2 separate regions of the Homo sapiens genome follow, and region 1 is linked to region 2. Evidence: chromatin loops called from intact Hi-C (ENCODE). Cell type or tissue: A673. All regions are shown on one strand. Links, peaks and the distances in the headings refer to the core of each region. The heading gives the core; the rest is flanking DNA.

Region 1 (14,960 bases), core at 4,851-9,850, 400 kb after region 2:
TCCACAATGCCTCTATCATACCTAAAAAGCCCAGTAATTTCTTAGTATCATTAAATATCCAGTCAGTGTTCACATTTCGTTTATCTGAATCAGGACTCAAATAAGGTACATGCATTGAATTGCATTTGTTTGATATGTCTCTTAAGTCTCTTTTGCATTGCTTTTTTCTCCCTTCAATTCTGTCAGTTTTTTATTAATGCATTTTGGGGCTTTGTTGTTAGGTGTATATATTTCTATAATTGTTACATATTCTAGATGGGTGACCTAAAAATTATAAAATATCTTTCTTTGTCTCTAGTAACAATTGTTTTCCACTGATCTAGTTTGTATAATATAGTATAACCATTCCAGCTCTCTTTCAATTACTGTTTGCATAGTATATATATATCTTTTCCAGTCTTTTTACTTTCAACCTATTTGTGTTTTTGAATCTCAAATGCGTCTCCTATAGGCAGCATATGGTTGGATCATTTAAAAAATCTATTCTGCCAATCTCTGCTTTTATTTTTGGAGGCGAGGTCTTGCTATATTGCCAGGCTGGAGTGCAGTGGCTATTCCAGGGTACAATCACTATGCACTATATTGCTGAATCCCTGGGCTCAAGCGATCCTCCTGCCTCAGCCTCCCGAGTAGCTGGGATTGCAGGTGCACCCTACTCTTCCTGGCTCTGCTTTTTAATTGGAGTGCTTGATCCATTTCCATTAAATTTAATTACTGAGAAGGTAGATTCGTATCTGCAATTTTACTATTTGTTTTCTATAAATCTATATATTTTCATTCTTCTGTCCCTCAGTTACTGCCCTCTTTAGTGTTATATATAGATTTTTTTCAATACCTTTTAAATTATCATCTTGTTTCTTTGATTATATTTTTGAATTTTTTTGGTGGTGTCTCTGGAGATTACAATTAACATCTTAATTTATAACAGTCTAGCTTGGACTAATACAAACTTAAATTAAATAACGTACAAAACTTTGCTTTTGCATAGCTCCATTCCCTTTCTCCTGGAAGGGTTTGATTCCAAGCTCATTTACATGGTTGTTGGCAAAATTCAGGTTACCGAGGGCTGTTGGACTGAAAACCCCATTTCCTCACTGACTGTTAGTTGAAGACTGCCTCAGTCTCTTGCCATGTGGGCTTCTCGGGCATGTGGCATCTTTCTTCATCAAAGCCAACAAGAGAGTTTGCTAGCAAGACAGAAATCACCATCTTTTGTGATCTAATCAATAATGGAAGTGACATCCCATCATCTTTGCCATATTCTTTTAGTCAGAAGTATGTCACTAGGCAAAGTCCACACTCAAGGGAAGGGATAATTACACAAAAGTGTAAATGCTAGTGAAGGAAATAAAAATATTTTACCACCAAATATTTTTTTTTGACTTATTCTGAAGTGGACCTGAAAAGCTGTCTTTTGTGGAGGGAATTTGCATCTGTAGATCTGTGGAGACTCTGTATTAAGGCAGTCTGCCCTACCTTGGTCCAGATCTAGGAAAGATTAACTGAGAGTCTCATACCTTTAGAAGTGTGAAAATAAATATTTACCACCTTTTCTGTCTGAGGTTTCACCTACATAACAAGACCACTTTTGTTAGCAAAGCCTCCTCTTCTCCCCATTTCATAATCTATCTTCCCACTAAAACCTGATTCATCAACATAACTTATTTTTGGCTATCATCTGAACCTGCATTCTTTCTGTGACCTCAAGATGGTATACAAGCTTCTGTACCTCATTGAGGGGTCGGGTCTTCATTTCAAAGGCTCCCATGTATACATATTACATAAATTTGCATGCCTTTTTTTCCCACTAATCTGTCTCATGTCAATAATTTTTGAACTTCCACACTAGAAAATGAGAAACACTGGGGGCCATCTTATAAGTCTGCCTACCACAGAGGATATGATATGTGTACGTGCATGCATGAGTATTGAATACCTACAATGTGTTACGCACTTGTATTAATCTGTTCTCATGCCGCGAATAAAAACATACCTGAGACTGGGTAATTTATAAAGGAAAGAGGGTTAATTGACTCACAGTTCCACATGGCTGGGGAGGCCTCGTAATCGTGGCGGAAGGCAGATGAGGAGCAAAGTTACATCTTACATGGCAGCAGGCAAGAGAGCTTATGTAGGGAACTTCTCTTTATAAAACCATCAGATCTCATGAGACTTATTCACTATCACAAGAACAGCACAGGAAAGACCCACCCCTATGATTCGATTACCTCTCACTGGGTCCCTTCCATGACACATGGGAATTATGGGAGCTACAATTCAAGATGAGATTTGGGTGGGGACACAGCCAAACCATATCAGCACTATTCTAGGCACTGGGGATAGAGCAGAGGGAAAAACAGACAAAAATGCCTGCTCTAAAAGAGCTTACATTCTATTTTCTCTGTATGACAAGGACAGAGAGGCTCCAGCTGACAGCTGAGTTACAATTGGTTTGTAAATAAAAAATAAAATTCTAAATCCCCAGCTGACTGAATGGACCCCCACTCTCCACCAAGGGCATTCCAAAGTAAACTTGAAAAACTAGTTCAGGCCATGCTGGGAAGTGGGGGTAGAGCATGCCTCATTATACCCTCTTCCCTTTGGAGTTTAGGCACAAGTGACCAGCATTAACATTGAAAGAGAAATCTTAGGACTGACAAAACAGACTCTTTGTAGCAATAAGGTACCAAATTCCAACCTGACTCTAGTATAGCATCACATGACAAATAGCAGGCACTGAAAGGAAATGAAGTGTTTTACCCCAAAATGTATTTCTTTGACATATTTTGAAATGGCCCTGCAAAGCTGTCTCTTGTGGGGAAATCAACATTCTGTAGAGAATCCTCTTCCCTTTCCAGGTCTTCTCTCTGATCCAGGAGAGAATTAACTAGGAGCCTGGCACCTTTTTAGGTCTGATAAGAGCTCTAAAGCTGGTTACCTGGAGGCTTCATCTACATAATAAGAATCTTGGTCTCCACAACCCCTTATCTTAACCCAGACACTCCTTTCTATTGATTCCATGTCTTTAGATAATAAGTTAACCCTTTCAATCAGTTGCCAATCAGAAAACTTTAGAATCTAAATATGACCTGAACACTGCTCCCTCCCCGCTACTTTGCGTTGTCCCACCTTTCTGGACCAAACCAATGTGCACCTTACACATAGTGATTGATGTCTGTCTGTAACTTCTGTCCCCCCTAAAATGTATAAAATCAAGTTGTAACCCAATCACCCTGGGTTCTCAGGACCTCCTGGGGCTATGTTACAGGTCATGATCCTCACATTTGGCTAAGAATAAATCTCTTTACATATTTTCCGGAGTTTGACTCTCTTTGTTGATAGGTCCTAAGTTATTGGTTGTTCTCTTCTGCAACTGAAAACATATCTGATCTGATGTGGGATAAAAGAATATCTTTCAATTTCTGAGATGTGTGAGGATTTCTTTTCTCACAGAGGACTGGATGTTTGGCTGTGTGCTTTTCTTGTTTTCTTCTGCTGAGAATTTTGAGAATTCAGGAAGGACAAGAGAAAAGAAGGAGCTCACCCTGCAACTTGTGTGAGGGCAAAGCAAGAAACAAGGAAGAATGTGAACGACTCTTTCCAGTAGAAAGGATGAGGAGACAGGAAAGGTTTCAAAGTTGTGATCCCAAATTTATCATGACCCCAAATGTATCATACAGTTCCATTCTCTAGGCCTTTAAGACAAACATTTCCTATTGCTCTTTAGAGAAGCATTTGAAGCCTAAATTCTGATACCACTTCCCACTCCCCAATTCCCTCAGCACATCTCAGATTTCTGTTTTTAAAAATCTCTAGCCATGATGATGGGATATGTGTTTGTTGGTACATTTTTTTTCAGAGCCCAGTGTCATTGCTGGGCTGGGTGGCAGCCGAGGCCTTCAGGGACTAAACCTCTTGTCTTAAGATCCTGAAAATGGTCCAGAAAGTCTTCAGCTGGGTTGGGAGATAATTCGCAGGTGGGGTGGGGGAGGTGAGGAAGTGGAGTTCCAGCTAGATAGGGCTTGATGCTGGCAAATTATGAAGACATTCTGGTGGCTCTGCCATTTTTTTTTCCTCACTACCAGTTCTATCTTCCTAAACAGAAGCCAAAGGAAGCCAGCTGGTAGCTAAGAGCATGGGATTTAGGAAGTAACATTTCAGCCATTTGCTAACCATGTGAACCAGGACTGGCTCTTGAACCAGCTTTACCTTTTGGAACCTCAGTTTTGCCTTTTATAAAATGGAGACAGTTATTCCTGCCAAATGGGGTTCTTTAAAAATCATGTGCAAACATGTGTAGTGTAGTGCCTGGCACATAAAAAATGCTCAGTAAGTGGTGTCTGTTTCTAGGCAGGGCATATTTGGGAATCCTAACTTTACAGATGAGGAAGCTGAGCTGCATGTGGTTTGAATGGGTCTGGGAACCCTGCTTCCCCAGTTCTCTCTTGCTGGAATGCCTTCGCCTTTTAGAATCCTGTTTCTCCCCAGGCTCTACAGCCTTGAAGCCCTGGCAGGCTTCTGAGTGCTTTGTTTGCCCTGAGGAGGTAGGGGGTTGCTGGCAGGAACCATTCACAGCTCTGTCCACCTGAGCCAGAGCTGCTCCCTGCTCTCCTGCACCTGGCAGGGAGTAGGCTGGAACAAAACTGAAAGGGAACCTGAATGGGGATCCTGAAGAGGCATCCGGTGGGTAAGTGCTGACCTGCTGGTGAGGAACATTTAAGGGGATTCTCTGGCATTACCTTAAGAGCATTCTTAGGCAATCCAAGATGGGCACATTTTCTCAAAGGCAGATAGAAATGCATTCCTGCTGTGCTCAGGAGGCCAAATTTGAAGACTCTTGTCCAATTAAAGTATTATCGAGACCAATTACTTCTCAAGATGATTTCTAAAGAAGGAGATGTTGATTTTTCCCCCCTACTTTTAGGAATGGAGAGGAGCTGAAAAGACAGTGCCTGACAGAGAACAACAGGATGCCTGAGTGTGTGCTGATATAGCCAGGCCTGAATTCTGTGTGAGTGTGAGCATGAGTGTGAGTGTGTGTCTGTATTTTCCCTCACCGTTACCATGATTCTAGATCTTTTCCACTCTCTTGCCTTTTAGTGGTTCTGAGGGATTAGGCTACATATGTTTGAATCCTGTGTGTTCTTAAGGAAATGCAGATAATAGTACCTGCCTCATAGGGTTGTTGTGAGAGAAGATGCATGTAAAGCACTTAGCAGGGTGCCTGGCACATAGTAGGTGTTCAATAAATTATATATGTTTTTCTACAACTTTTCTTTCTGTGCGTGCATTTCTTTACATTATGGTAGGTGTAAGTGGCTATACTAGTTGTCCTAGTTGCAGGTAACACAAGTGGTCGCAGGTAAACTCTATGGTTTCTCCAGCACCAGGGGCAGCACCTGGCTCAGAGAGCATGCTCAATAAACAGCTGATGACTGAAAAAGTGAGTGAAACCACTAGCTTAAATAGAAAACGGAAAATAATAATAAAGACATAAAATGTCACATAAAACCTGTATTAGTCTATTCTCACACTACTATAAAGATACTACCTGAGATTGGGTAATTTATAAACAAAAGAGGTTTAACTGACAGTTCTACATGGCTGGGGAGGCCTCAGGAAACTTACAATCATGGCGGAAGGCAAAAGGGAAGCAAGGCGTTTCCTACGTGGTGGCAGGAGAGAGAGAGCAGGGAAGCCCAGACACTTAGCAAACAACCAGATCTTCTGAGAATTCATTCATTGTCATGAGAACAGCAAGGGGGAATTCCGCCCCCATGATCCAATCATCTCCCATCAGGTCCCTCCCTTGACACGTGGAGATTACACTTCGAGATGAGGTTGGGTAGGGACACAGAGCCAAATCCTATCAGAACCCAAGGGTGGGGAGAAGGAAGGCTCCAGAAAGGCCTCAGGAAGAAATATAATCAGCGTCTGGAATGCCATGAGGACACACTTACCTTCTCTCTCCACCGATTCACAGTTACTTTGTTCTTTTTTCTCTGTAGTTTCCTCTGTTCTTCAGACTATCAGGTGAATTCTGTCCACCTCACAATTATTAGTCCAGCCAATTTCAAATACTGAGTGGATATCTCTGAATCTCAATTTCAAATTTCCAGGAGTAAATCTGATTGGCTGAGCTTGCGTCAGGTATCCATTCCTTGTCTAATCAGAAATGGTAGGGAGCAGGGTCACATAGTGGCTCCCTGTCTCTCCCGTGGATGAGGGGGTGTGGGTTTCTACAGAAAGGGCTTTTGAGCTGCCATACGTGCATTTCAGTGGCTGCCTTGCCCAGCTGAGTCTGTGGAAGAAGGGATGGGTGGGATCTGCAGAAGGGGTGGGTGGGAAGAAATGTGTATGTAGAAATTACAGAACTGATGGATTCCCTGGTCCTGTCCACATGGATAATACTGGAGTAGGATTTGAGGGATTTTTAGAAAATTCTTTCCAATGAGGCCTGAAAGTTTCCATCAGTCATGTAACGTTTTCCATTCTAATGGGAATAATGAGTGTTAATAATAAATGTAAGACCCCTATATCTTGTATCTTGAACAAGGTATCATTGCACTCTTTCATGTAAGAGATTTGTAAGCTTACCCCAGGGGGAACGAGTTACATATGCAAATCCCTTGTCTTAGTCTAGAGTTCCCGCTGGTCCTCTCTGTTGAGCTGTATGTCTCCCCAGCCTAGAGGTTCTCAGATTGGTCTTCCATCAACACTGTCAACACTGTTACCTGGGAACTTGTTAGAAATGTAAATTCATGGGGCCTACCCGAGATGTACAGAATCAGATGCTGTGTGGGGTGGGGCCCAGCAGGTTATTTCAAAAAGCCCTCCCAGTGATTTTGATGCACTTTAAAGCTGGGAAAACCACTGCCTTCTTCTGTTTTTAGGAGAGGCTTGCCCCTTGGTTCAAGGGTTCAAAGGATACATGCCTGTGAAGACTTCTGTGAGCAAGGTCTTTGAGATTAAACCCTAAGGAGGCTTTGAGTGATACTGCCATAAGCTCCAACCATCGCTTCTTTCAGCCTTGGGAAAAGTTATAATTCCTTAAGGATGTTAACTTGAACATTCCTTACAGAAGCTGAGCTATAGAGGGTGACACTGCTCTCTGTCCTTCATCCTTCAGAGGATAAGTGATGTCAGCATGAGGCTCTTTCTTGGACAATTGACATTTCCCACCTTAAGATGGAGGGTGGGGGGCAAAGCACCCTGAATTGAATCACAATGGACCAATGTCAAATTGCAGTCTTAAGTTGTAAGTGGAAGAAAGGAAGGATGATTGATTCAGAATCTGCTGTTCCTTTGCATTAATTTCCACAATGGCCCCCTGAGGTAGATACAATTATCCTTAAAGAAAAGTGAAATAGTTTGACCAATTTTAGTGAGTGGTAGAGTGGAGATTCAGGCCCAGACAATCATATACCAAGAACCAAACCTGTAGCCACCAGGCTACAGTGTTACCTGTGGTGCATTAGGATCCTCTTTTTTTCCTTATGTTTTTCCTTCTTTCCATCTCAGCATTGCACCCTAGTCTGTCCTGCACTGCACTTCCTCACCACAGAGAGGCTGGGACTTCTAGGCTTTTTGTCCTTTCATTGATTGACTTTGGTGGAGTTTGGAGGAAACAGAGGGATTTACAACTCCCCACAGCCCCATCCAGGTTAGAAAGATTCCCCATGATATAGGGAGGAGAGCACAGGTGGAGAGGATGAGAGCAGTGAAGTTTGTGGATCTGCAGAGTGAGGTCCTACATCCTGCCCCCTGGCGAGCAGCAAGAGAAAAATGTGGCTCAGCCAGTTTTATTGGAGGGAGACAGAGATGGCTTTGCAGGGAGTTCTTGTCTCAGAAGCAAGACTGGTTGCTGGGCCTGAAAGTGTTGAGTGGAAAGGCTGTTATGGTCTGAATGTGTCCCCTCTAAAATGTAGGTGTTGTAATGTGATTGTATTAAGAGGTGGGGCCTGTAAGAGGTGATTGGGCCATGAGAGCTGCTCCCTTATTAGCAGGATTAAGACCCTTTAAAGAGAAACTGCATGGAGCTAACCTCTAACTAGAGACTTTCCACTTTGACCAATCAAATATTATCTTTGTCTTATTTCCTCAAACACCTAATAAAAATTTTCTCTCCCACCCCCTTGGTGGAGGCATGAACTGCTTATGGTCTGGTGCTGCCCAGTTTATGAATGGTTAAATGCTCAAATAAACTGCGTCTTTTAATACCTCTTTCCCCTTCCTTCCTTCCTTCCTTCCTTCCTTCCTTCCTTCCTTCCTTCCTTCCCTTCCTTCCTGCTATTTTTCTTGTTGCTATTATAAATGATGTTGCAATGAATTTTTTTTTACCCATAACTTTATGCTTTGTTTTAATATCTACTTTTTTTAAGGTTGCTTTGTTTTACTTTTGCATCTGCTGGCTCCTAAGTTATATACATTTACAATTTTGATAGCTACTGCCAAATTGCCTTTCAAAAAGACTGTATTATTTTTAACTCCCACCAACAGAGTTACAAACAGTAATGTTTATGAATTCTGCATTGTACTTCCCTTTTTAATGACCACATTATCCTGCCAGACTGTAAGATTCCCTGAGGGTAGGAATCTGCCTGCCTTTCCTCTGCTGTGTCCTCAGCATTTAGCACAGTGCCTGGCCCACCACAGGTTCTCTGTAAGTATTTGTCGAGTGAAACAAAAGGCGCAGAGTGAACACTCGCCAAAGGCTTCTTCTTAGAAGTTTGCCTGGGAAAATTTTAAAACAAGAACTTCCGATTCACAAGAAAAAAAATTAAGCTTGGAGGACCATAATTTTCTAAACTCACTTTTGTAGATTAAAAATAAAATCCTAAGTCTTCCACCGACTGAACAGACCCCCATCTGGCTAAGGGGACCCCAGAAAAACTTTAAACATGAAATTCCCAGTCGTGATAGGTAGGTCAGACATACCTTGTTATAGCCCCTCCCTTTTGGAGTTTAGGCACAACTGACCAGAATTAATTTTTTTTCTTTTTCTTTTTTTTTTTTTTTTGAGATGGAGTTTTGCTCTTGTTGCCCAGGCAGGAGTGCAATGGCGGGATCTTGGCTCACTGCAACCTCCGCCTCCCAGGTTCAAGTGACTCTCCTGCCTCAGCCTCCCAAGTAGCTGGGATTATAGGCATGCGCCATCACGCCCGGCTAATTTTGTATTTTTAGTAGAGACGGGTTTCTTCATGTTGGTCAGGCTGGTCTCGAACTCCCGACCTCAGGTGATCCGCCCAATTCGGCCTCCCAAAGTGCTCGGATTATAGGTGTGAGCCACCGCGCCCAGCCAGCATTAATCCTAAGGCTAATAAAATGGACTCTTTGTGACAATAAGATACCAAATTATAATCAGGATCTAAGGCCATCCAGACAATGGTTAAGTCACACACTCCTACAGGTCTCTCTGACTCAGTATGTTGGTTAGTAGACTTCCTTATTATAACCTAAAACGTTCCTTTTTGTTGACTTCAAATTTTTAGACAAAGTTTTACTCCTTTAACCAATTGCAAATTAAAGAATCTCTGAATCCACATACAACCTATAACCCTGCCTCCCCTTCAGGATATCCCACTTTTCTAGGCTGAACCAAGGTATACCTTTCATTTATTGATTTGTGTCTTTACCTATAACTTCTGCCTATCTAAAGTGTATAAAACCAAACCGTAATCCAATTGCTATGGGCACGCTTTCTCAGGACCTCTTGAGAGTGTGTTCCCTGGGCCATGTCACTCATATTGGTTCAGAATAAACCTCTTTGACATATTTTACAGAGGCTGGGCATGATGGCTCACGCCTGTAATCCTAGCACCTTGGGTTGCTGAGGTGGGTGGATCGCTTGAGCTCAGGAGCTCAATACCACCCTGGGCAACATGGTGAAACCCCATCTCTACAAAAAATACAAAATGTAGCTGGGTGTGGTGGTGCATGCCTGTAATCCTGCTACTCGGGAGGCTGAGGCAGGAGGATTGCTCGTGCCAGGAGGTTGAGGTTGCACAGTCATGATCGTGCCACTGTACTCCAGCCTGGGTGACACAGCAAGACCTTGTCTCAAAGATTTTTTTTTTTAATTGATTTTTTTTAAGAGAGTCTTGTTTTTCCATTAGCACCTGGGACAGTGAAGCTAAAAATGTCTGTTGTTTTTTTCCAAATTTTAATTTGTTTCTTTGGCTTGGTAGTAATACAAAGAGGAAGAAGAAACCTTGGATTCTGCAGGTGTGCTCAAGTTGGATATTTGCACATAAATGTAGACAAGCATCCCCTCTGGGAAGCTGGATATCCACACTGTGGATCCCCGGGCAATTTCTTTCCAAGTCTGTGACCTTGATCAATTGTCCTACTAAGTGTAAGGTACACTGCCAATATGTGACTTAGTCTCTTTGGCTGACAGGCAGTGCGTGGGTCTAGTTTGTGGCACAGAGGGCCTGGCTTAAGTCCTGCCTTTTTGCTCTGTGACCTTGGGCAAGTCACTTTGCCTCTCAGGGCCCTCACTTCCGGAGTGGAGATAGTCATTTCTGCAGTGCCTGCCTCTTGGCCAGTTGTGAGGCCCAGAAGCAGGTTGTAAATTGTAGTGTGCTATGCAAATGTGAAACATTAGAAGCAGAGTAGTTTGTTGGCGTCTTGACAAGATCTTGTAGGGGAGGAAAAATAATTTTCTTTCTACCTTCCATTGTTCTTAGTTGGGATTCCCTGTAACAAAAGACAGATAAACAAGAGTAAAATGAAGAGAAGTCTAATAACATGTATACCTCCTCTGTACAGGGGAGATATTCAGGGACATCTCAGAGCAAAATCTCAAGAGTAGATCTCAAAGAATTGTCTGAGGGTTCAGGCTTAAATACCATCATACCTCCCCACTCACCTGCTGGCCCCCCAACAAAAAAAGAAAGGTATGGGAAAGGGCAGGAAAAGCACTGTTAACAAGGGCAAGGTTTGTTATACAGACTTAAGTGACACCTTCCCCATTGATAAGAGAATCTAGTGATTTAGTAATCTCTCTCTTCCTGGGGCAGAGAGGGAGATACCCTTAAAATAGAGATCTCCTTTATAGATGCAAATTTCTCTTAAAAAAGGACAACTTCTCTTGTTTGCAGAACTTCTCCTATGCCTGCTTTCCCCACAAATAATCAGTTCACAATAATCCTTATGTTACACAGGCATATTTTGGGTTGATATATTCTGGTCATGTTTTGGGGTGCTGTGTCCTGATCCCCAACAACACAAACAAATGAGAAGATCAGTGGGAAAAACAAGAGTTCTGCTACAGGAAAACAGTGCTTGGGGGGCCACTCTGAAGAATATGTTAAGTGACAAGAGGAGAAGAGGATGGAGGGCGGGCAGGCACTGAGGAATGACGTGGAAGAGAGAGGAATGCAGCCAACCCTTCCAGGGACAAGAAGGACTTGGCTCTATTGCCTCTGTGAAGCAGGGACCTGTCTCCTTGGGGCTGATTTGTTTTATTTGGTGTGTTGTTAACCTTTGCTCAGTCCTAGGCTGTGGTTAACTTGGGGCCATAGGCAGGGGGAGAAGGTCACAGCAAATTTAGTGGGAGGCATTTTAAGTACTTAAAGCAATAAATCCTCATGTACCTCGAGCCTGCTCAGGCTTCCCTAAACCTGGGAATTCAATTTTGTGCAGCGTACACAGTTTGCCAAGCACACTAAGTCATTGAGAGAACAACTTGATGTATTGCTGTGGGGAAAAAAAATGCTGTGTTCCTTTCGTCATTCAAATTAGCAACTTTTCATACTGGGATGACAGGTGACTGATCACCTGAGAATATATCCTGTCTTCTAGTGATTTGATATCTCTTCCTTCTCTGTTTCCCTATCTGTATTTTCATGCCTTAAAGAGTAAAGAGAAAACATTTCTATTACAATTGCTATAGAATCAGTACCTGATTCATAAGCCCCAAGCCTCAGGGCCTGGCATATGGTAGGCATTAATAAATGATGAATGAATAAATGACTAGATTTGGTTGCTGTCTGCAGACTGCCCTGTTTCCTTCCCAGAGGGTCGGAGGAAGCTTTTGCTTTTTTTTTTTTTTTTTGGTGTGGTGGAAGCAGTATGCACTGCTGCAGTGCAGGACATTGTACGTCTGCACTGTTCAGACTCTCCTTGGGTAAGAGACTTATTGTCCTGGCTTCTGAGAATGGTGGTAGCCCCTTGAGGAATTGCCTAAGTTGCAGAGAGCTGTCTCGCCCAAGGTCAGCCTTTCCTGGGGTGTCCAATATCCATCGACTCATCCATGTGGGGTTGTAAAGAGCTGGCCTTCTCAGCCCAACCAAGGACAATTCTGAAGGGCTAATCTAGCTCTACACCTCTTTGTGGGGTTGGCTGTCATTGAGCTGGATCACAGCTTCATTTTCTGTCTCTTCTGTCCCCTCCCTTCCATAGGTGTTGACCCAAGAGCACTCATCAGTAAATCTCCTATGTAATAAACTCAGAATGGGCTTCTCAGCCCAACCTGTGCATTTTATTTTATTTTTAGATCCCACTCTGACTTTCTTCCTCATTGGCAGAAATACCAGCTAACATTTATTGAGTGCTTACGATCAGCTAGACACTCTACTTGCCTTGTCTCACTTAATCCTCACGACAACCCCAGGAGTGGCCGTTTGAATCTGCATGTTACAGGGGAGGGAGCGAGGCTGGGGATTCTGTGACTTATTCATAGCCACAAAACCAGTAAGTGTTGGGGCCAGAGCTCGATACCAGTTGAATTTTAGAGCCTAGGCTCTTAACCACTCTGCCATTCTTCTGGTACCCCTGCTGCTAACTTTAGAAAAAAATTACCTGTGTTCTACAGAACCTTTGGGGGAATATTTATATGGGCCCACGTTGTGGGGCCTCTATAGAGTTCACCAAGTACGTTAGTGTCGTAAGAGCTCTGAGACGTCCTACTGTAGGGAAACCTGTTAATGTTTTCCAAACTTATTTGACCACAAAAACACATGCAGTGGCCCTATTGACATCCTAATGTTCTGTGGAAAAAAACTTCGGGAAACACCGGCCTAAACTGTAACAGCTTATTTTACTTTATGCAGAACTGGTAAATGTTTGTGGGGTTACCTCCTTTGGTCCTGACCTATTATTCTGCTACTCTGAACAAGTGGTTTCAAATCTGTACAACAGGGATAACATTTTACCTCTTGAAGGTCACATAGTAGTCAAATGAGGTAATAGATACAAAAATTCTGAAAATCACTGCTAACTGCAGACAAGGAGTTATTAAGCACGGATGTTTTAAGATTCAGAAACGTTAAAGTGCCAAATGTGTCAAAAGCCATTTCTCACATAAAACTAGCTTTGAAAAATTTCTGATGGGAGTCAGCTCTACACGTAGGTGTGTTAAGGACTGTTTGAACGAATCATAATTAGAACACATGATGCATTAGAGTTAGGTCATTTTTGCAAAGGGAGATGTTTACTTATCAAATAAATTTTGAGCATTCAAATACTTTTTGAGAATGCTTATGTAAATGTTCATAGGAATAAAAGTAAGTGTAAGTGATGGACCCTATTTTCAAATAACTTAGTGCTTACAGCATATAGAAGGCAAACACATGCCTTTCACGTCCTTTTTTTACCTCGCATGCCCATCTCAGAACTTGCTGGTCAGTCACTGCACTTTTAACTGTTGAACTCAGATATAGCTGCAGAGCTGCAGAATTTTTTATTTTTATTTTTAGTTTTGAGATAGGTCTAATTCTGTCGCCCAACCTCTCACTGCAGCCTTGACCTTCTGGGCTCGAGCAATCCTCCTACATCAGCCTCCTGAGTAGCTGCGACTATAGTCATGCACCACCATGCCTGGCTAATTTTTTTTTTTTTTTTTTTTTTTTTGAGACAGAGGTTTGCTCTTTCGCCCAGGCTGGAGTGAAGTGGTGCGATCTTGGCTCACTGCAACCTCTGCCCCCCTGGCTTCAAGTGATTCTCCTGCCTCAGCCTCCCGAATAGCTGGGATTATAGGTACCTGCCATCACTCCTGGCTAATTTTTGTATATTTAGTAGAGACGGGGTTTCGCCATGTTGGCCAGGCTCAGATAATCTGATAATCCTGACCTCAGATAATCCACCCGCCTCAGCCTCCCAAAGTGCTAGGATTACAGGCATGAGCCACCATGCCCGGCCCTGGCTAATTTTTTTATTTGTACTTTGTAGAAACCGGGTCTCATTATGTTGCCTAGGCTGGTCTCAAACTCCTGGACTCAAGCAATCCTCCCCGCTTGGCCTCCCAAATTGCTGGGATTATGGGCATGAACCACTACGTCCAGCCTACAGCTGTAGAATTCTTGTCATAGCACTCTAGCAAGCCACTACTAATTGATCAGAGTCAGCTCATGAGATGAAACCTATTGCTACAGAAACCTGATGTATAGATTCTAGATGTGCAAACATAAAGAATGTATATCAAGGGAGAATGTGACAAGTGCCAAAAGAATTGTAAAGTCAGAGCACATAATACATATCATAGGCTAGGGTAGGCAGGGAGGGCTTCCTAGTAGAAGCAGGAGTTAAACTGGGCCCTGAAGGAGGGGAGGACTTGGATGGTGGCCAGGATAGAGCAGGCTGTTCTAGGACACCCCCACAAAGGTGAATTAAATCCCAATACCTAAAAGGTAGCCTCTGTCTAAAACCTTTGCTGATGATCTCATCACTGAATGTGGACACTGATGTTTCTTCATCCTAGATTCTAGAAGGCTGATACCTTTCAGAGTCTTTTTGACCTTCCAATTGACTGCCAGCATCCAGATTGTGATTTCAGTCTCTTGCCGAGTCAGAAACAGAGAACGCACGATTCCAGGAGCCCATAAATTACTTCTAGTTATTGCAGTGACGAAAGGCCTCTTCGAAGGTGACTTGCTCACTCCCTGTTTTATAGCCTCATACATCAAAGAGGAAGATGGAGCGGAGTCAGTTTCTATGACGAGATCCAGGCTTCAGGAGAA
Region 2 (14,960 bases), core at 3,953-8,952:
CCCCATTGTTACCCTGGATTCCTCCGAGCACACAAGCTTACCGCAAGGTTGACCGTGGACATACTTGGGAATCTCTCATCAGCTGTTCTCAATGTTCACGTTCTTAGCATACCTTCACCCTAGAGAAAGGCCCCAGATTGGGCGCCAGATGAAGGGGTGGCCCGCCCCTCCACACCTGTGGGTATATCTCACCAGGTGGGACAAGAGACTGAGAAAAGAAATAAGACACAGAGGCAAAGTATAGAGAAACAACAGTGGGCCCAGGAGACCGACACTCAGCATACGGAGGGCCTGCACCAGCACTGGTCTTTGAGTTCCCTCAGTTTTTATTGATTATTATTTTCATTATTTTAGCCAAAGGAATGTGGTAGGAGAGCAGGGTGATAATAAGGAGAAGGTCAGCAAAAAAACATGTGAGCAAAAGAATCTATGTCATAATTAAGTTCAAGGAGAGGTACTATGCCTGGATGTGCACATAGGCCAGATTTATGTTTCTCTCTGCCCAAACATCTCAGTGGAGTAAAGAATAACAAGGCAGCATTGCTGCCAACATGTCTCGTCTCCCACCATAGGGTGGTTTTTCTCCCATCTCAGAATTGAACAAATGTACAATCAGGTTTTATACCGAGACATTCGGTTCCCAGGGGCAGGCAGGAGACAGTGGCCTTCCTCTATCTCAAGTGCAAGAGGCTTTCCTCTTTTACTAATCCACCTCAGCACAGACTTTTTACAGGTGTCGGGCTGGGGGACGGTCAGGTCTTTCTCATCCCACGAGGCCATATTTCAGACTATCACATGGGGAGAAACGTTGGACCATACCCAGCTTTTCAGGACAGAGGTCCCTGTGGCTTTTCACAGTGCATTGTGCCCCTGGTTTATTGAGACTAGAGAATGGCGATGACTTTTACCAAGCATAGTGCCTGTAAACATTTTGTTAACAAGGCACATCCTGCACAGCCCTAGATCCCTTAAACCTTGATTCCATACAACACATGTTTTTGTGAGCTCAAGGTTGGGGCAAAGTGGCTGGGGCAATGTTACAAATTAACAACATCTCAGCAAAGCAATTGTTTAAGGTACAGGTCAAAATAGAATCTCTTATGTTTTCCTTTTCTACATAGATACAGCAACAGTCTGATCTCTCTTTCTTTTCCCTAAAAGTAATGATTTTATATTGATTACATGTTAAAATGTAATATTTTTATATAGTAGATGAAATATCTTATTAAAATTACTTTCACTTGTTTGCTTTTATGATTCCTAATGTGGTTATTAGAATATTTAAAATTACATTTGTGATTGCCTTTATATTTCCCTTGGACAGTATTTTAGAGAATGCAGTGGTGAGAGGAACCAGCCTCCCTGAACTTGAGGTCATGGCCCTGTGACTTAGACCAGGCCTCTCATCCTCTCTGAACTTTGGTCGCTTTGTGTTAAAAAAAAAAAAAAAAAAAAAAAAAAACAGAGATAAATCTGCCCCTGTACATCCTCTCAGTGCTATTGTGAGAATCAAATCAAATAATGCACACAAAGCTGTTTTATAGGCTGTAAGAATAATTAAGAGCAACAATTGCGTATTTTTAGCTTTTGCTAGGAGCCAGGCTCAGTGCTAAGTGACTCCACGCATTTCTCTCACAGGCCCTATGAGGCAGGTACCAGTACTACTCCCATTTTGCACATGAGGAAACTGAGTCTGAAAGAGGCTGAGTGACCTGCCCCTTGGCCCACAGCCAGAATGTGGCACTGCCAGGATCCCAAATCAGGCTGACTGAGTCGAGTGCCCACATCCTCAACCCACAGCACACCAAAGGGAAAAAAAAAAACAAAAACCAACCTACCTACTGAGATTTGAAAAGCCAAACCCCAGGCAGGCCGCAGTGGCTCATGCCTGTAATCCTAGAACTTTGGGAGGCCAAGGCGGGCGGATCACCTGAGGTTGGGAGTTCGAGACCAGCCTGGACAACATGGTGAAACCCCGTCTCTACTAAAAATACAAAAAATTAGCCAGGCATGGTGGTGGTCACCTGTAGTCCCAGATACTCAGGAGGTTGAGGCAGGAGAATCACTTGAGCTGGGGAGGTGGAGGCTGCAGTGAGCTGAGATCACTGTCACTGCACTCCAGCCTGGGCAACAAGAGTGAAACTACAACTCAAAAAAAAAAGAAAGAAAAGAAAAGCCGGACCCCAACTCCCAATCGATCTCAGAATCACAGACATCTGCCCACAGTTTTGCAGGTACTGGAGTGCTCTGCTGAGGAGGGTCAGCTGTGGGTCCATCCACACTCCAGCTAATAAGCCTGGGCAGGCCTGTCAACCTCTCTAAGCTTCCTCTAAAGAGTTAAAGCACTCACCCTCTGCTGGTAATTAAATGAGATAATGCCTAGAAAAGTGTTAGCACAAACCGGGCATGGTGGCTCACGCCTGTAATCCCAGCACTTTGGGAGGCCGAGGCAGGTGGATCAACTGAGGTCAGAAGTTCAAGACCAGCCTGGTCAACATGGTGAAACCCCGTCTCTACTAAATACACAAAAATTAGCCGGGCATGGTGGCCGGCACCTGTAATCCCAGCTACTCAGGAGGCTGAGGCAGGAGAATCACTTGAACCTAGGAGGCAGAGGTTGCAGTGAGCAGAGATCGTGCCACTGCACTCCAGACTGGGCAACAAGAGCGAAACTTCGTTCCAAAAAAAAAAGAAAAGTGTTAGCACAATGCCTTGAACGCAAGAATAACAAATTTTGGGTTTTTTTTTTTTTTTTTTTTGAGATGGAGTTTCGCTCTTGTTTCCCAGGCTGGAGTGCAATGGCACGATCTCGGTTCACCAGAACCTCCGCCTCCTGGGTTGTAGCGATTCTCCTGCCTCAGCCTCCCAAGTAGCTGGGATTACAGGCATGCGCCACCACACCCAGCTAATTTTTGTATTTTTAGTAGAAACGGGGTTTCACCATGTTGGTCAGGCTGGTCTCAAACTCCCGATCTTAGATGATCTACCTGCCTGAGCCTGCCAAAGTGCTGGGATTACAGGTGTAAGCCACCACACCCGGCGGGAATAACAATTTTTAATTGTGGCCTTTCCTCCTTCCAACGTGACACCAAATACCAACTGTGTGGTTTGGACACCTTGCTCAATCTTTTGGTTCCTGGGTTTTTTTGTTTTTTGTTTGTTTGTTTTGTAAACAGGGATGAAGGTAGCTTCCGCCTCAGGATTTTGCATGTGGGTTATTTGAGAGTAGGATACTCCTAGATACAGTCAATACTGAACAAATTTGGTCATTTCGTACTCGTGATGTCCTTGGTCAAGGGCTCTCCTCTGGGCCGGTGGTGGTTGCAGAGAGAAGCCCCCGCCGCCGTCGCTCCTCGGGAAAGGAAGTCGCGGGTGAACAACCGAATATGCGATGAAAAGGGCAAAGTAAGAAAGCGCACAGCGGCCCCCGCCCCGTGGAGCGCTCCTTTGGTCCCAGGCGGGAGGCTTGCTGGAGCCCAGGAGCTGGAGGCTGCAGTGAGCCGTGTTCGCCCCACTGCACTCCAACCTGGGCGGCAGAAGAGCGAGACCTCGTCTCTAAAAAAACTCAAGAAACTAAAAAAAGAAAGCACATCTCTTCCAGCAGAAGGCTCCCGGAGGCCCGGGCTGAGGAGGAACTGGGAGAATGGGGCAGCAAAGAGAAAGGGAGAGCAGCTTTGCCTCTGAGGCGGCCTTGGCCATTTGCTGTAGGGCCTCGCTGCCTTCGCACTGGGGCCACCTGGGTGAAGTTTACCCTGGCTCCCGCCTGCTGCACCGTCACCTCCGGCCCCTCATTACGGAAATGAAGACCACTAAGGAGCATGAGCGTCGTAACCGCCCGCCTGGGGTTGACTTCTCTTGGGGTGATCAGCCACGTGACCCTAGCCACCCGCCTCCTTTACACTACGCCCCAGGATCCCCGGCGGCAGAGATAAAGAGCTGGACTTTAGACTCAGACGACCGCGCTCTTAAACCTTAGATGACCTCATCCCAGCCAGGTGATCTCGCAAGCTCCCGACGCTGTGCTCAGCTCCTGTCTCCTGCGCTTGGGTAAGCGCTTCTTAGCCCGGCCCCGCCAGGGTTACGCGGAGGATTGAATGGCACTCTTCCCACACTGTGCCTGGCGCGTCCAGGCTCGGTCACTTAAGGCTGCTTTCCTGAACCACCGCAGGTCCCTTTTCCCACAGCCGCTCGAGTCCCCGTCAGCAGCTTGCTTGCCCTCTCAGGACTTGTTTGCAGGGTGCTAAAATGGCACTGGGGCTGTGGTGGCTGGCAAAGCACCCTGCAAATATTAATCCCCTTTCCATCCCTAAAACTTTGAGACCCGCCATTTAGCCTTACGGGGCCCGGTTTCCTCCTCTAGAAGCTGAAGATAAGTGAGACACTTCCACATGAGGTTGTACATTTACTATTCATTCAGCCAGCCGTTTTTTTTTTTTGAAGTGCTGGGCACAGTGTGGTCTCAGGCAGGCCCTACCCATGTCCTCCTCTCTCTTTCCCCTGGCGGGTGTGCAGGCCCCTGGAGGTTCCCAGGGCTAGTCTAGGCACCAGAATGCTGCTCGGTGAGAAATCTCAGAGCAATGTGGAAGCTTCTAATAGAGCTGTATTTACTCAACCACAAGGGACTAGCCTTTATTCTGAAATTTCCTGTTTGTATCTAGTTGTTAAAATGTCCATTTCTTTTATGAAATGATGGTAACCAGGGCTGGGAGTTTTCTTTTTTCTTATTTATTTATTTTGAATTGAGACGAGGTTTCTCTATATTGCCCAGACTGGTCTCGAACTCCTGGGCTCAAGCAATCCCCCAGCCTCAGCCTCCCAAAGTGCTGGGATTACAGCCCTGGGCCACTGTGCCTGGCCGGGAGTTGATTTTCTAAATGTTCTTGGGTTACCGGGTGCAGTGGATCAGCCTGGCTCAGTGGCTCACGCCCCAGGTAATCCTAGCACTTTGGGAGGCGGGCGGATCACCTGCGGCCAGGAGACCAGACTGGCCAACATAGTGAAACCCCGTCTCTATTAAAAAATACAAAAATTAGGCGGGCGGGCCGGTGCTCACCTGTAGCCCCAGCTACTCGGGAACCCGAGGCAGGAGAATTGCTTGAACCCGGGAGACAGAGGTTGCAGTGAGCCGAGATGAGATCGCACCACTGCACTCAAGGCTGGGTTACGGAGTTTGACTCTGTTTCAAAAAAAAAAAATAAATAGATAAGTAAATAAATGTTATTTAGCAAAATTAAAAGTTGACAGGCAACTCCAGTGTGACAGGAAGGCTCTAGAATGGCCTTCCGCAGTCCCCTCCTCCTGATATTCAAGCCTTTGTATGATCCCCTCCCCTCCAGAGTGGCTGGGGCTGGTGACTTGCTTCTAAGAAACAGAATGTCGCAATAATGACTTCTGTGATTAGATTAGCAATGACTGTGACTTCCATCTTGCCAGCTGACTTTTGCTCTTCTTGGCTTGCACACTTTGATGAAACAAACTGCCACACTGAAAAAGCAGCCAGGCTGGGCGCGGTGGCCCACGCCTGTAATCTCAGCACTTTGGGAGGCCGAAGCGGGCGGATCATGAGGTCAGGGGTTCGAGACCAGCCTGGCCAACATAGTGAAACCCCATCTCTACTGAAAATACAAAAATTACCCGGGCATGGTGCCTGGCACCTGTAATCCCAGCTATTCGGGAGGCTGAGGCAGGAGAATCGCTTGAACCCAGGTGGCAGAGGTTGCAGTGAGCTGAGATCGAGCCATTGCACTCCAGCCTGGGCAACAGAGCAAAACTCCGTCTCAAAAAAAAAAAAAAAAAAGGTCAGCCAATGATGTAGTAAGGAGCTGGTGGTCTCTGACCAACAGCTAGGGGTACTGAGGGCCTCAATCCAACAGCCCTGGAGGAACTGAGTCCTGCCAACAGCCAGGTAAGCTGGAAGCAGGTGGTTCCCCAGTTGAACCTTAAGGCTACTTAAGGAACCTTAAGGCGCAGCATGTAAAATTTCAGGAGGCACTCACATGTAACAAGTGTGCCCTGACCCCACCCTGTGTGGCCAACACCCTGAATAGCACCTGTGAGATACCTGCAGTGGAGGAGCCAGTGAATCTGTGCCCACTGGGTTTTAGGGTAATTCATTATGCAGCAATAGATAACCAATACATCTGGGTATTTTTAAATGCTCTTGGTCTGTGGAATCCAAAAACCAACTCCTTTTCAGGAGGTCATGTGAGATGGTATCTTAAGGGTGATGAGGCAGCCCCAGGACAGACCTAGATTCCTTTTTGTTTGTTTGTTTTGAGATGAGATCTTGCTCTGCGCCTAGGTTGAAGTGCAGTGACAAAATCTCGGCTTAGAGCAGCCTCAACCTCCTGGGCTCGAGCGGTCCTCCCACCTCAGCCTCCCAAGTAGCTGGGACTACAGATGTGCACCACCACACACGGCTATTTTTTTCTTTTTTGTATTTTTTTCTTTTTTCTTTTTCTCTGGCTGTGTTGCCCAGACCTAGATTCTAATCTCAGACCCTCCTCTAGTTAGCTCAGTAGCCTTAGGCAAGTTACTTTGATTTCTCTGAGCCTCAAATTTCTCACACAGAAAAATGGGTATAATACTGATTTCCTAAATTAAATTATGCATGTGTAAACACCAATAATTACCATTTCTAGAGCATTCTTTTGTGTTACAGCCAATGTTAAATGCTTTACATGCATTATTGCATTTTATCCTCACAAACTTATGGGGTCAGTTCATTTATTACCCCCATTCTTCAGATAAGAAAACTGAGAAGGTACAGGCGTGGTGTGTGCCGGATACATTGTAGGCCTTGAATAAATTGTGTCATAAATAAAGAAAAAAAAGCAAGCCTTCCAATATGCGCTTTCCTACCTGTTACCACTAGGTGGCAGCAAAGACAGGCAGACGAGCCAGCCTTTGCGCTTAGCTGAAAATGTATTCCTAAAAATTAATTTGCTTATTTAGATGAAATTGTATTCCTGCATTATTTTTTATTTTTACTTTTTATTTTTGAGACGAAATTTCACTCTTGTTGCCCAGGCTGGAGTGCAATGGCGCCATCTCGTCTCACCACAACTTAACGCCCCCCGGGTTCAAGCGATTCTCCTGCCTCAGCCTCCCGAAAAGCTGGGATTACAGGCATGCGCCACCAAGCCCGGCTAATTTTTTTTTTTTTTTTTTTTTTTGTAGTTTTAGTGGAGACAGTGTTCCTCCATGTTGGCCAGGTTGGTCTTGAACTCAAACCTCCGACCTCAGGTGATCCGCCTGCCTCGGCCTCCCAAAGTGCTGGGATTACAGGCGTGAGCCACCACACCCGGCCTCCTGCGTTCTTTTACTAAGTATTTATGTGCCAAGTGATTTACAAGAACTAGTTATATTCTCGTCACAACCATATGTGAGATTTGCTATTACCAGTTTACAAAGGCGGAGACTGGGGCTGAGAGGTATGACTTCCTAAGGGCCACACAGCTAGAAAATGACATGAATTAAGTTAAACGTGTGGTATGAATACTTCTAAAAGTTTTCTATGCCAATATACCTGAGTTGCTGTATAGATATTTTTAGAGAAAAGGGGAGTAATGGGAGTAATTTTGTTTGTGTGTGTTTTTAGAATTCTGATCATACATATTATTCTTTTTTTTTTTTTTTTTTTTTTTTTTGAGACAGAGTCTCACTCTGTTGCCCAGGCTGGAGTGCAATGGCGCCATCTCTGCAACCTCCATCTCCCAGGTTCAAGCGGCGATTCTCGCGCCTCAGCCTCCCGAGTAGCTGGAATTACAGGCGAGCTACCACACCCAGCTAATTTTTGTATTTTTTCGTAGAGACGGGGCTTCACCATGTTGGCCAGGCTGGTCTCAAACTCCTGACCTCAAGTGATCCACCTGCCTCGGCCTCCCGAAGTGCTGGGATTACAGGCGTGAGCCACCGCGCCTGGCCCATTTTATTCTTTAATTTTCTTCTTTCACCTGCCAGTGAATCTTAGAAACATTTCCAAGGAATCCATTCTTTTTGGCATCTGTACAGTATTCTATAGTGTGGGTGGATCACAAAATGTCTAGGTAATAAACCCTCTGTGGCTAGTCATCTGAATTACTTCTAATTTTTTGCTTTTACCAAAAAACAAAGAAAAATGTTCCAGAAATATCCACAAACAGATGTCACTGTGATGGTGTTTCTGTCAGTAGACTCCCAGGCGTGTGACCCCTGGGTTGTGGGGTGTGTGTAGCTGGGGTTGGTAAAGATGCTGGTCACTCACAGGTGGGTTGTGCCCATTTTCATCCCACCCATGGTGCCGGACAGAGCCTGTTTCCTCATGGCTTGGCCAACCCTGGAGGTTATCAATGTTTATTATTTTTTTTTTTTTGCTAATTTATTAATAATATGAAAAAAGTTTTAGTAAACAATTTAGTAATAGACTAAGCTACCTTAAAACAAAATGAGCTTCACTCTTCCTTGCAGGTGATCAGTCATGAGTTTGCATGGGGCCGGGCACGGTGGCTCACACCTGTAATCCCAGAACTCTCGGAGGCCAAGGCAGGCAGATCACAAGGTCAGGAGTTCGAGACCAGCCTGGCCAGCATGGTGAAACCCCATCTCTACTAAAAATACAAAAAATTAGCTGGGCATGGTGGCACGTGCCTATAGTTCCAGCTACTTAGGAGGCTGAGGTAGGAGAATTGCTTGAACCCAGCAGGGAGAGGTTGCAGTGAGCTGAGATCGTGCCATTGCACTGCAGCCTGGGTGACAGGACAAGACTCCATCTCAAAAAGAAAAGTCCAGGTGAGGTGGCTCACGCCTATAATCCCAGCACTTTGGGAGGCCAAGGCAGGAGGATCACGAGGTCAGGAGTTTGAGACTAGCCTGACCAACATGGTGAAACCCTGTCTCTACTAAAAATATGAAAATTAGCCAGGCATGGTGGCACGTACCTGTAATCCCAGTTACCCAGGAGGCTGAGGCAGGAGAATCACTTGAGCCCGGGAGGTGGAGATTGCAAGTGAGCCGAGATCATGCCATCGCACTCCAGCCTGGGCAACAGAGTGAGACTCTGTCTCCAAAAAAAAAAAAAAAAAAAAAAAGAGTTTGCATGGCCAGGCTGGGTGCCATGGCTCATGCCTGTAATCCCAGCACTCTGGGAGGCCGAGGCGGGTAGATAACCTGAAGTCAGGAGTTCAAGACCAGCCTGGGCAACATGCTGAAACCCCCTCTCTACTAAAAATACAAAAATTAGCTGGACATGGTGGCACACACCTGCAATCCCAGCTACTCGGGAGGCTGAGGCAAGAGAATCGCTTGAACCCAGGAGGTGGAGGTTGCAGTGAGCTGAGATCTGGCCACTTTACTCCAGCCTGGGTAACAAAATGTTACTCCATCTCAGGAAAAAAAAAAAAAAAAAAAAAAAAAAAGAGTCTGCATGGCCAAGACAGTCTCTAGGGGGAGAGAGGAGTGAAGAAAATGTCTCAGGTCCTTTCCCGGCAGAGATCCCAGCTGAGTGTACCCCCCTCTGTCTGTGCCTGGGGCACACACACATTGCCACTTTTAAGGTTTTACTGTGCAAGCCCCATCATCACAATCTGACTAGAAGCCCCCTAAGTTACTACTGTGCTTTCACTGACATGAGAATTGTGCATGATTCATCCTGTAGGGCAGCGTGGATGGGGAAGGACTGGCCCACTGCCAGGGGGTGGGGAGGGTCACTTCTACTCCCCTGACACCATGCCACACCTTAGCTCATTGATTCCTCACTGTCCCTATCAGGTAAGAGCTATGATTTTCCCCATTTTACAGATGAGGAAACTGAGGCTTAGGGACGTGGAAGCACCCATTGGCATAAAAAGCATGGCATAGTGGGCAGTGCAGACCCAGGATAAGGTCAGAAAAACCAAACTAACTGGCATGGGGGGGTTGGAGGCACTCCTAGACCCACAAGGGATGCAGAAGCACCCCAGGCAGGGCCCAGAGGCGCCAGGTAGGACCCACAGCAGTGAGGCTGGCAAGGGTTTTCCCAGAGAGGGCAACCTGGGTGTTCTTGCCCCACCTCTCCTGGGGCTGCCGGTCCTGCCCCCAGGAACATGTTATCTGTGTCCTGGGGACAAAGCTGCAGATTCTCACCAGCTGAGGCCTTCCTGGCAGGTGGCGTCCAACCTTTGGACATGTAAACAGCCTTGGCCTGACCAGGGGTGGCCCAGCTTGGCCTTGGGGCCTGCAGACCTGTGCATGCCCAGGCAGGTGTGTGTGAATATGTTTAGGGCCATAAGGGTGTGTTTGGGTCTCCACACATCCACTTGGGATTGGATCTGGGGGCCAAGGACATCTCATTCATCTTGCTACCTCCCCATACCCTGGGGAATCCCCAGGTTACTTCCTAAAAGAGGACCAGGCTGGAACCAAGAAATCCCAGAAGAACCTGAGGACCAGAGAGGGGCTGACATGTGCCTAGGACCACACAGCAGACAGAGCCAGGTCCATAAATCGCTCTGCTGCAGACCCTGACCCTGCTGGTCCTACTGCCTCCCACCCACCACCTGCAGCTCCTCTTATCTCTGGGGCCCTGGAGCCTGCTGATTCCTGGGACAGGGCCCACCCTCCCTGGGGGGACCAGATGGACGGGACTGCAGGGCCTGCTCAGGCCTGATAAGGGACTTGGCTCAGGCCTTTATCAGTGGGACTTGGGGCTCCCGACAGGCATGTGTCCCCGTTTGGGAGAGGAAGCTGTGAAGAGAGGGTGCCCAGCCCCTGAGCAAAAGAGATAAAGGACAGAGACTTTTTAAAATACTTTTCTTTTTGTTTTTTAATCTGTATTGCTTTCTCTGATTACAAAGGCAATTCAGGCATGTTACAATTAATTAGAACATAACAAAAATAGACAGTATGGAAAGTGAAAGTGCCTGTAAATCTGCCTTCAGACATAATCCCCAGGCCTGGTTTGGGGTCATTTCTCCAGATTTCTTTCTACACATAAACATGGTCAATTAATTAATGAATTGGAATCATATAGAGCACAGTGTGGTGGCTCCTAGTGTGTCCCAGGTCCCAGTCATGTGGCTCCTCAGCTTCAAACCCAGACACATTACTTAATCTCTCTGAGCCTCAGTTTTCTCGTCTATAAAACCTCGCACGGATATTGTCGAGAGTAAAGAAAATTACACATGCCGGGCACTTCATGGACCTACACCCAGCTCAGTGAGCTCTTGATAAATGGCAACGTCACCAGTGTCATCACACAACCTGCCTTTATTTTTCACTTAACAACCTAATGTGTGTTTTTCTTTTAATTACAAAAAAAAAAAACAAAAAAAAAAACAAAAAAACAAGGACATCTTTCTATATTAGTGCCTAGAGATGTAGTAAACTCCTTTTGACAAATTCAGAACTTTCCTTGTATGGGTGAATCATCATTTTTTAAAAAATCAACTCTATTGCAGTATACTTTACATACAATCAAATGCACCCAGAAAATAGCACAGTTGAATGAGCTTTGGAAAATTATTTGGCCATGTAACCACTGCTACAGTGAAGTCTGGAACATTTCCGTTGTCCGGAAGATTCCTTCATTCCCCTTTGCAATTAATCTCCTGCCCCCACACCCAGACCCAGGCAACCACTGAACTGTTTCCTGTCCCTGTAGTGTAGATTTCCCTTTTGTAGAATATCGTAAATGAAATCACACAGCATGTGCCCTCTCGGGGAAGGCTTCGTCCACTTGGCATAATGCTTTTGAGATTTCTCCATGTTGTTGCTGTCGGGTCACCAGTAGCTCATGGCTTTGCTGTGCTAAAGAGTGCCCCATTGCAGGACATGCGATCTGTATCCCTTCACCTGCTGGGGGACATTTGGATGGTTTCCAGTGTAGGGCTACAAATCTCCTATTTTTAGAACCCCAATGAGGAAGGACATCAAGACTGTTTCTAGGCCGGGTGCGGTGGCTCACACCTATGATCCCAGCACTTTGGGAGGCCAAGGTGGGCGGCTCGCCTGAGGTGAGGAGGTCGAGACCAGCATAGCCAACATGGTGAAACCCTGTCTCTACTAAAAATACAAAAAAATTAGCCAGGTGTGGTGGGCACCTGTCATCCCAGCTACTCAAGAGGCTGAGGCAGGAGAATCGCTTGAACCTGGGAGGCAGAGGTTGCAGTGAGCCGAGATCGCGCCACCGTACTCCAGCCTGAGCGACAGAGCAAGGTTCCATCATAAAAAAGAAAATAAATTAAAAAAAGAAAAACAGACTGTTTCTAAATGTTTATTGTTAGCTTATAAAAAAAATACTGCAATCACTGGCTATGCAAATTTGCATGGACATTTTGTGGGAGGAGTGTCATGACACTAGAGGTACAACAGAAAAAAAAATTTTTTTTTTTTTGGCAGATCCAATTCTTTCTGAAGAAACAATTTTTTAAAGATTCTCCGCCGGGCACGGTGGCTCACGCCTGTAATCCCAGCACTTTGGGAGGCCAAGGTGGGTGGATCACGTGAGGTCAGGAGTTCGAGACCAGCCTGGCCAACATGGTGAAACCCCGTCTCTACGAAAAATATAAAAACTAGCCAGGCGTGGTGGTGGGCACCTCTAATCCCAGCTACTCGAGAGGCTGAGGCAGGAGAATTGCTTGAACCCAGGAGACGGAGGTTGCAGTGAGCTGACACAGTGCCACTGTACTCCAGCCTTGGTGACAGAGTGAGACTCCATCTTAAAAAAAAAAAAAAAAAAAAAAAGATTCTCCTTGGCCAGCCTGGCATGGTGGCTCACTCCTGTAATCCCAGCACTTTGGGAGGCTGAGGTGGGTGGATCACTTGAGTGTAGGAGTTCGAGACCAGCCTGGGCAACAAAGTGAAAATCCACTTCTTTTTTCTCTTTTTTTTTTTTTTTTTTTGAGACAGCGTTTCGCTCTCCTTGCCCAGACTGAGGTGCAGTGGTGCAATCTCGGCTCACTACAACATCCGCCTCCCGGGTTCAAGCGATTCTCCTGCCTCCACCCGGCTAATTTTGTATTTTTAGTAGAGACAGAGTTTCTCCATGTTGGTCAGGCTGGTCTTGAACTCCTGACCTTAGGTGATCTGCCCACCTTGGCCTCCCAAAGTGCTGGGATAACAGGCATGAGCCACCGCGCCCGGCCCTTTTTTGTTTTGTTTTGTTTTGTTTTGTTTTTTAGATGGAGTCTTGCTCTGTCACTCAAGCTGGAGTGTGGTGGCATGATCTCGGCTCACTGCAACCTCTGCCTCCTGGGTTCAGGTGATTCTCCCGTCTCAGCCTCCCAAGCAGCTGGGATTACAGGTGCCTGTCATTACACCCAGTTTATTTTTGTATTTTTACTAGAGAGGGGGTTTCAGCATGTTGGCCAGGTTGGTCTCAAACTCCTGACCTCAGGTGATCCACCCGCCTCGGCCCCCCACAGTGCTGGGGTTACAAGTGTGAGCCACCATGGCTAGCCACAAAAATCCATTTCTACAAAAAATACCAAAAAAAATTAGCTGGGTGTGGCCAGGCACGGTGGCTCACACCTGTAATCCCAGCACTTTGGGAAGCTGAGGTGGGTGGATCACCTGAGGTCAGGAGTTCTAGACCAGCCTGGCCAACATGGTGAAACCCTGTCTCTACTAAAAATACAAAAATTAGCCAGGAGTGGTGGCAGGCGCCTGTAATCCCAGCTACTTGGGGGAGCTGAGGCAGGAGAACCGCTTGAACCCAGGAGGCGGAGGTTGCAGTGAGCCGAGATAGCGCCATCACACTCCAGCCTGGGGAACAAGAGCAAGACTTCGTCTCAAAAAAAAAAAAAAAATTAGCTGGGTGTGATGGCGCACACCTGTAGTCCTAGCTGCTCAGGAGGCTGAGGTGGGAGGATTGCTTGAGCCCAGGAGGCGGAAGTTGCAGAGAGCAGAGATCACACCATGGCACTCCAGCCTGGGTGACAGAGCGAGACCCTGTCTCAAAAAAAGAAAAAAATTCTCCTTGTTCCAGCTGGAGACCCAAAGGCCCAGAGAAGGGAAGCAATGTGCCTAAGATCAAGCAATGAGTGAGTTTCCATGCAGAGGCCAGAACTCAGCTCAGCCTTTACCCATGCCTCCCCAAGCCCTTGCACAAAGCAGGGTGGGTTCTCCACAAAGAGTATCCCCAAATGATGCTCAAGACCTTGATGATGATGAGGGTGACAGTGTTCGCTACTGGTATTAAATGCTTACCCTATGCTCGGCAGTGTTCTAAGTTCTTTGCCTGGATCCACTCACTTTAATCCACACATATCCCAATGAAGGAGGTAAAATTACTATTCCCATTCTATAGATAAAGAAACTGAGGCACAGAGAGTTTAAGCATCTCACCTAAAATCACACAGCGAAGAAGAAGCAGAGCTGAGACTCATACAGGGTAGTCAGGCTCCAGTGCTGCAGAGTAAGGAAGAGTCTGTGAGTCCCTGCTGAGTAAGGAAAGTGACATGGCATGGTGGATGCAACCTGAATCAGATGCCAGGTGGCCAGGGAGTCTGTCCCCACCTTGCTGGGTAATGTGGTCAGTTCCCACCCTGGGACTCCCTTTACCTACCAAAAGGGAAAAGAGGCAGTTTAGCAAGAGGCTCTTAGGATCCTTTGGCAATGTGGTGTTTTGTTTTGTTTTGTTTTTTGAGACAGTCTCGTTTTGTCGCCCAGGATGGAGCACAATGGCATGATCTCAGCTCACTGCAACCTCCGCCTCCCGGGTTCAAGTGATTCTCCTGCCTCAGCCTCCCTTACCAGTAGCTGGGATTACAGGTGCCCGCGACCATGCCCGGCTAATTTTTTGTATTTTTAGCAGAGACAGGGTTTCACCATGTTGGCTAGGCTGGTCTCGAACTCCTGACCTCAAGTGATCTGCCCACCTCGGCCTCCTAAATTGCTGGGATTACAGGCATGAGCCACTGTGCCCGGCCTGGCAATGTGGTTCTACATGTATTTTCTTTCCTTTTTTTTTCCTTTTTTTCTTGCCCTTTGTGAACAAAGCTAGA

Evidence for each region. A loop is a pair of places that touch in the nucleus more often than their neighbours do. Peaks named below come from ENCODE experiments on the same cell type or tissue, not always from the same donor. Only the 100,000 strongest peaks of a DNase experiment are listed, where the experiment ranks them.
Region 1: it touches region 2 in a loop (5-fold over the local background); 3 of 110 quality-filtered maps call a loop at or near these places.

The regions. Positions count from the first base shown.
Region 1 is chr5:155,042,234-155,057,193 of GRCh38, forward strand. No RefSeq gene overlaps it. Among named protein-coding and RNA genes, the nearest start is that of KIF4B, 36 kb to the left of the region's middle. RefSeq lists an enhancer at 7,024-7,525. In A673, for the core only: a CTCF peak has its summit at 7,765 (motif pointing left); DNase peaks (open chromatin) are centred at 7,928, 7,998 and 8,588; H3K27ac peaks cover 5,000 bases.
Region 2 is chr5:154,643,499-154,658,458 of GRCh38, forward strand. No RefSeq gene overlaps it. Among named protein-coding and RNA genes, the nearest start is that of MIR1303, 35 kb to the right of the region's middle. RefSeq lists enhancers at 3,707-4,369, 4,031-4,140, 9,971-10,265, a silencer at 9,971-10,265 and a cis regulatory region at 10,127-10,923. In A673, for the core only: a CTCF peak has its summit at 6,868 (motif pointing right); a DNase peak (open chromatin) is centred at 6,873.